Regions from separate parts of the Mus musculus genome. Here region 1 is linked to region 2. Evidence: chromatin loops called from intact Hi-C (ENCODE). Cell type or tissue: heart. All regions are shown on one strand. Each heading gives the region's core, and the rest is flanking DNA. Links, peaks and the distances in the headings are about the cores only. Region 1 holds the start of Rab11fip3 (RAB11 family interacting protein 3 (class II)). Region 2 overlaps Rab11fip3 (RAB11 family interacting protein 3 (class II)).

Region 1 (2,902 bases), core at 88-2,587, 60 kb after region 2:
TTCCTCGGGCCAACAACAGTGAAGTGCATCGGCCTCCTCTGGTTCCTTGACCAAGAGGCACGGTGCATCGGGTACCCCCTGCCACAGGTGAGAGACATCAGGCTCCTCTGGCTCCTTGGCCGAGAGGCACCCTGTGTCCGCCTCCTGAGGACAGCTGTGAGAGGCATCAGGCTCTTCTAGCTCCTTGGCCAACAAACACGGTGCCTCTGACTCCTGGGGCCAGCAGTGAAGGGCGTCAGGCTCTTCCAGCTCCTCCGTCAAGAGGCACGGTGCGTCGGATTCCTCCCACTTTTTGGCCAAGAGACAGGGCACGTCGGGCTCCTGGGGCCAGCAGCGAGGGGCGTCGGGTTCCTCCAGCTCTTTGGCTAAGTGGCACGGTGCGTCTGGTTCCTCCAGCTCCTTAGCCAAGTGACAGGATTCGTCGGGCTCCTGGGGCCAGCAGCGAGGGGAGTCGAGGTCCTCCAGTTCCTTGGCCAAGTGGCACGGTGCGTCTGGCCCTTGAAGCCAGCAGCGAAGGGCATCAGGTTCCTCCACCTCCTTGAGCAAGTGACAGAATGCGTCTGGTTCCTGGGGCCAGCAGCGAGGGGCGTCGGGTTCCTCTAGCTCCTTGGCCAAGTGGCACGGCACGTCGGGCTCCTGGGGCCAGCACCGAGGGATGTTGGGTTCCTCTAGCTCTTTGGCCAAGTAGCACGGTGTGTCGGGCTCCTGGGGCAGGCAGCGAGGGGCGTCGGGTTCCTCCAACTCCTTGGCCAAGTGGCACGGTGTGTCTGGCTCCTGGGGCCAGCAGCGAGGGGAGTCGGATTCCTCCAGCTCCTCTGCCAAGTGACAGGATTCATCGGGCTCCTGGGACGAGCAGCGAGGGGCATTGGGCTCTTTGGCCCAGCGACTAGGAGCGTGAGGCTCCTCTACCTCCTCGGGCCAGCAGATTGGCGCGTTGGGTCCCTCTGGCCACCGTTGAAGCTGGGCGTGTTCCTCGGGCTCTTCTGACCAGCCGCGAGGAGCGTCGGGCCCCACCAGCCCCATGACCCCACGCTGGGGCCCAGACGCTGGCTGGTCGTGGTCTGACAGGGAGGTCGGCTGGCACAGCTCCATGATCCGGCGCCGGCTAAACTAGGGATGATACGAAAGGCGCGGAAGGCAGACAAAGGCGCTCAGGGCGCGGCGGCGGGCGCGGGCATCCCCGCGGCGACGCGGGCGGGCGCGCGCGGGGCGCCCGGACTGCTGAGGCTGGCGCTCGGGCCCTGCTCCGCCCTCGCCCATCTTCGCACCGCACCTTAGCGGCTCCCGGCCCCGCAGCGCGGCTGGCGCGGGCCCATGGCAGCGGCACAGTCCGGATGATGTAAGGACCCAGTGGCGGGGAGTGGACGGTGGGAGACAGGCACCGGCCGGGCAGCGGAGGATGAAGCCAGAGCGCCTGAGCTTAGGAACCCAGTGAGGGACGCCGGCGCCGGCGCCGGCCCGCCCTCCGTCGCGCGTGACGTCAGCACGCCGTGTAACCTGATCACGCCCCCATGGATTGCTATAAAGGTGAGTTCGAAGAGGGCACAGCTTAGGGGCGACGGTGCTCTGCCCAATTCGAGTTTTCCGTACGATTTGCGCGAGTGGGATGAGTGAAGTGTTCTGTCGCAGGAAGAGGCGCCCGAGAATAGGTTTTGGAAAACTATTGCTGAACGGGAACAAAACATTCGCATATCCCAAAAGAAGCCGCTAGTCCCTTCTGTGTGACTCCTTCACAAACTGGTGGTACAAACCAGAATATTAATTGGCAGCAAGTAGGAGCGAAGGAGCGCTCGAATTGCCCCACCAGGTAAGGAATTATCCAAAGTCTCTCACACAAGGACAGGATCTAAGGGGCTCACACATTCATCCACAGGAGCGCACAGTAAAATAAAGAGGCACAGATGTTGTTTTACTTTGATATGTTGTTTGGTATCTTTTTGAAACAGGAACTTGTGCAGCCCACGCTACCTTTAACTCCTAATCCTGCCGCCATGGATTGTAGACTGGCCCAAACAACCCTGCTCTGAACATGTTTTTAAATTACATAAACAGCGCTTATCTCTTTATTGCTAACTAATGCCGTTATCATCATCAAAGGGTCGTGCTCAGAGATGCGGAGCAGTTGACTAAGCCAGTTGGAAGCAATGAGGTGCATCTAGTCAAGAACTAAATTTAGCCATTTAGCCAGGGGAAACTATGAACCAATTGTACACTCGTGGGCACCATGGACAAGTATGGTTTCATAAGCAGTTTTGGCAAAAGCTGAAAACTGAACTCCGTTTCCAGGTGTACAGCCAGCTAATCTACTGAGTCATCCCCAAGCAAAACTCCCAGCATATTATAGGAGACTTCCAGCAGCTGGGAAAAAGGAAGGTGATGTGCTCCCTCCCTAAAATGTAGTCCTATTTTCCTGTAAGAACTGAATGCTTTTGTGAGGAATATATATATTGAAAGAATAAAGTCCCCTCTATCTAATGCAAGGACTGGAAATTCCCTTTGACTGACAAACATTCTCACATGCAGTTCCAGTGAGTGCCAACCTTTCTATTTAGTGTGTCATGGTAAGTATCCACCTGTCCTTTGGTGTTCTCAGTCAAGATCAGTTTTCTGAGGAGCCAGGTGTTCCTGTTGTGTGCCAAAACTAAGAAAAATATTTATGACTTCCAGCATTTGTGTGCCCAAATAGAACCAGTGTGTAGAGAATGCACACCTCCTGGCTCAGACCAAGCAATGGGGCTGCAGATGAAAGGTTATAAGGAGTCAGGCGATGGGCTGGTGAGATGGCTCAGCACTAGCTGCTCTTCCAAAGGTCCTGAGTTCAAATCCCAGCAATCATATGGTAGCTCACAACCACCCATAATGAGATCTGACTCACTCTGAAGACAGCTACAGTGTACTTATG
Region 2 (2,902 bases), core at 181-2,680:
GAGCCTCAGACCCCGAACAAGGATGTCAGTGAAGAGTGGCCGGGAGCCGATTATCAGGCATAAGCACAACTCACCTTCTATAGCAGGAAGATGACAGCAGCCAAACTCCAAAGTCAAAAGCTGGCCTTTAAGACTAGCAAGAGCTAGCTACAAGGTGGTGGCACACACCTTTAATCAGAGCACTCGAGAGGCAGAGGCAGGTGGATCTCTTGAGCTGCAGGCCAGTCTGGTCTACAGAGTGAGTTCCAAGACAGGCAGGGCTACACAGAGAAACCCTGTCCCCAAAAGCAAACAAAACAAAACAACAACAAAAAAACTCACACAAAACACCAAAAGAAAAAAAAAAACCCTCCCCCAAAAAACAAAAACCAAGACTCTAGCAAGACCTTTTCCTTACCCTCTCTCCTCTCCATGTGAGCTACTGGGCTGGCAAGATCACAGTTAGGCAGGAGGCCACACAGAGCCAGTTCTAAGAGGCTGACTCCAACAGCAGACACAGGGAGACTGCTGCCCAGTCCAGCCCTTACAGGGAGTGTGTAAGGGCAAGGGAACAGGAGAAGCTGCTATGAGCCCCAGGTCCAGATCCAAACCCCCAGCCCTAGAAATCTGTTCCACAACCATTCCCCTCAATTGCTTTCTATCCCAAACCATGAAATGTCACTTGAAAGTTTGATTTAAAAAACCCAAACCACACCTGGAAGAGAGTATTTTCTAAAATGTTGTTCAGAATCTATGATTACAAGTATATTTCACAAGATTTTCAGCAAATGATCGAGGCTCTGCCTACCTTGCCACCTTCCTGCTGGAGAGCCGCTTGGCTGGGCTGTGCAAAAACCAAACAAACAGGAAAATAGTGTCAGGGAACAGACCGAAGGACAGGAGGAAACAGGAAGCTTGGGCTGGGGAGATAGCAGGGCCCAGGCATGCAGCCCCTTGCCCCCGGCAAGCCGCATGCACACAATACCCACTCGGCAAGGCAGAGGACATGCACAGCACCTCTGTAAAGGGCCTCACCAAGTCTCAGCCTGAGCCCTCAAAAGAAACCAAGCCCAATGCTGAAACCCACCGGCTGACTGCACCTAGCTCTAAGCCATTGGCCACTGTCATGTCCCCAAGTACTTCTGAAGCCATTATCTCAATTGACTGGCTATCACACAGGCCCTCCTGTGACAGAAGAGTGTGTAATCGTTTTGACCTGGGTCCTGAAACTTCACACTGCAAATATCTGTAGGACGGGGATTTAGAACCCCTTCCTGAAACCATCCCAGAGCAGTAACACCTATGGCAGCAAGAACAGGCTGAACATGCCTCTTCTGAGCCAGTCAGAGCATGGCCTCCCTTCTGAAGCTGTGGCCGTGTGTTCAGGCACAAGAACCACCTGTTTCAGCTCACGGCTTCCTCTTCTTTCAAGGGCCAGGCAGGCAATCTACCTGGAGCGGTGCGTGCTGCACAAGCCACCCCTTTATCACTGCAGCTGGGTTCAGAATCATCCTTTGTGGTGGCTCTGGGACATACACTGCTGGGATCCATTTTCATTTGTGATGCTACATTGTGCCACTAGAGGGCACTGGAGAGACAATGCTGATAGCATGTAGCCTACAGAGGGCTGAGCTGTGCCATTTCGACAGGGCTGTAGACTGCTGAGGGAAGGGTGGTAGTGGGATTTGGATCTCTTGGATGCTGTTTGCTATTCCTGCTCCTCAGGATCCTTGACAATGCACGGGTGGGCACCTGTGCATTCACTCTCACTGCGCAGTTCCTGAGCAGCTACTGTTTGGCTCCCTCTCCTGACTGGACTCCTGACTAGCAGTGTACAAATGTGCTGATGTCTTACAATCACGGACACTCCTTGAACAATTAGAGCAGATTGCTCTGTGTAACTATCAGGCTCTGGACCACTAAATCCCGCAACAGTTTACAATTTTCAAAATATACCTCTGAGTAAGTCAGACTGCTTGGTTTCTATAAAATGGATTGTTTTGACTGATGCTCCCAGGTACCTAAAGAACACAGTAGCTACAAGAGCACTTCGCGGCCCTCCCTGTTCTATGGTGAGGTCATGAAGTTTATCCCGAGGCAATCCAGGATGGCCAGGAGGCATGACTCAGCTCTTTCGCTAGTATTCAGGTACTAGTATCATCTGTGTCCTAACTAACAGGAAAGTCTCTCTACACCTGCAGAGCCTTTACCCGGGAGAGGTCCCACTGGTCATGTTGAGTCACATACTAGTCTGACACTGCCCCAAGAGGCCTAACTGGCATGATCACCATCATCTTCCAGGCAGGTTTTCAGCACTGGAAACGTCTTCAGTGACTGAGGCAACATACGGATCTTCCTTTACAACATATCTGTAACTCAAAGCCACTCACTCATCAATAGCAGGATGGCTCACCAGCAGGAAGAACACAGCTGGCTCCTTCCTAGCACTGAATGCATGGCAGGGGAAAGCCTGTGTGCCCTATACTGGGAACTGGACGGGTTTCTGGAATCACCAGAGACCGGATTTTTATTTTCAAGTCTTGCCAAAACATGCCCTCAAAGGATACTACTGGATTCGTGGCCAGGACCCCAGCAGGCTCCCTCTGATCCTTCCCAACTGGCCAAGATCCTACTTCACTGGATATTGGTTAAAGGCCTCCAGCTTTGTGATGCTGCACAGAACACAGGGAAAAAGCTAAGTCACAGGTACCACGACGGGTTATGGCACAGGGTCTGGAACAGGACGGAGGTGTAGATCCAGTCCTGCAATGGCGGGGCAGGCAAGGGGCAGCCGCTCACAGACCTCCAAGTGTGTTCCACTCCCGAGATGCTCTGCCTTCCTGCAGTAACAGTGCTGCCCGACAGGAGCCTGTGTGGCCACTCGCCACCTAAGCCTAGCAGGAGATGCTATTGGTAGCGTCAC

What was found. Peaks named below come from ENCODE experiments on the same cell type or tissue, not always from the same donor. Only the 100,000 strongest peaks of a DNase experiment are listed, where the experiment ranks them.
Region 1: it touches region 2 in a loop (4-fold over the local background); 3 of 42 quality-filtered maps call a loop at or near these places.

Annotation. Positions count from the first base shown.
Region 1 is chr17:26,068,086-26,070,987 of GRCm38, forward strand. Rab11fip3 (RAB11 family interacting protein 3 (class II)) reads right to left here and starts at 1,433. Exons shown (of 14, transcript NM_001162868.2): 1 at 1-1,433. The coding sequence starts at 1,092. In heart, for the core only: no CTCF peak of the experiment used is centred there; DNase peaks (open chromatin) are centred at 156, 586 and 1,466; H3K4me3 peaks cover 2,262 bases; H3K27ac peaks cover 1,885 bases.
Region 2 is chr17:26,008,068-26,010,969 of GRCm38, forward strand. It overlaps Rab11fip3 (RAB11 family interacting protein 3 (class II)), which reads right to left. Exons shown (of 14, transcript NM_001162868.2): 6 at 788-823. Among named protein-coding and RNA genes, the nearest start is that of Capn15, 24 kb to the left of the region's middle. In heart, for the core only: a CTCF peak has its summit at 1,571 (motif pointing right); DNase peaks (open chromatin) are centred at 454 and 1,604; H3K4me3 peaks cover 18 bases; H3K27ac peaks cover 1,283 bases.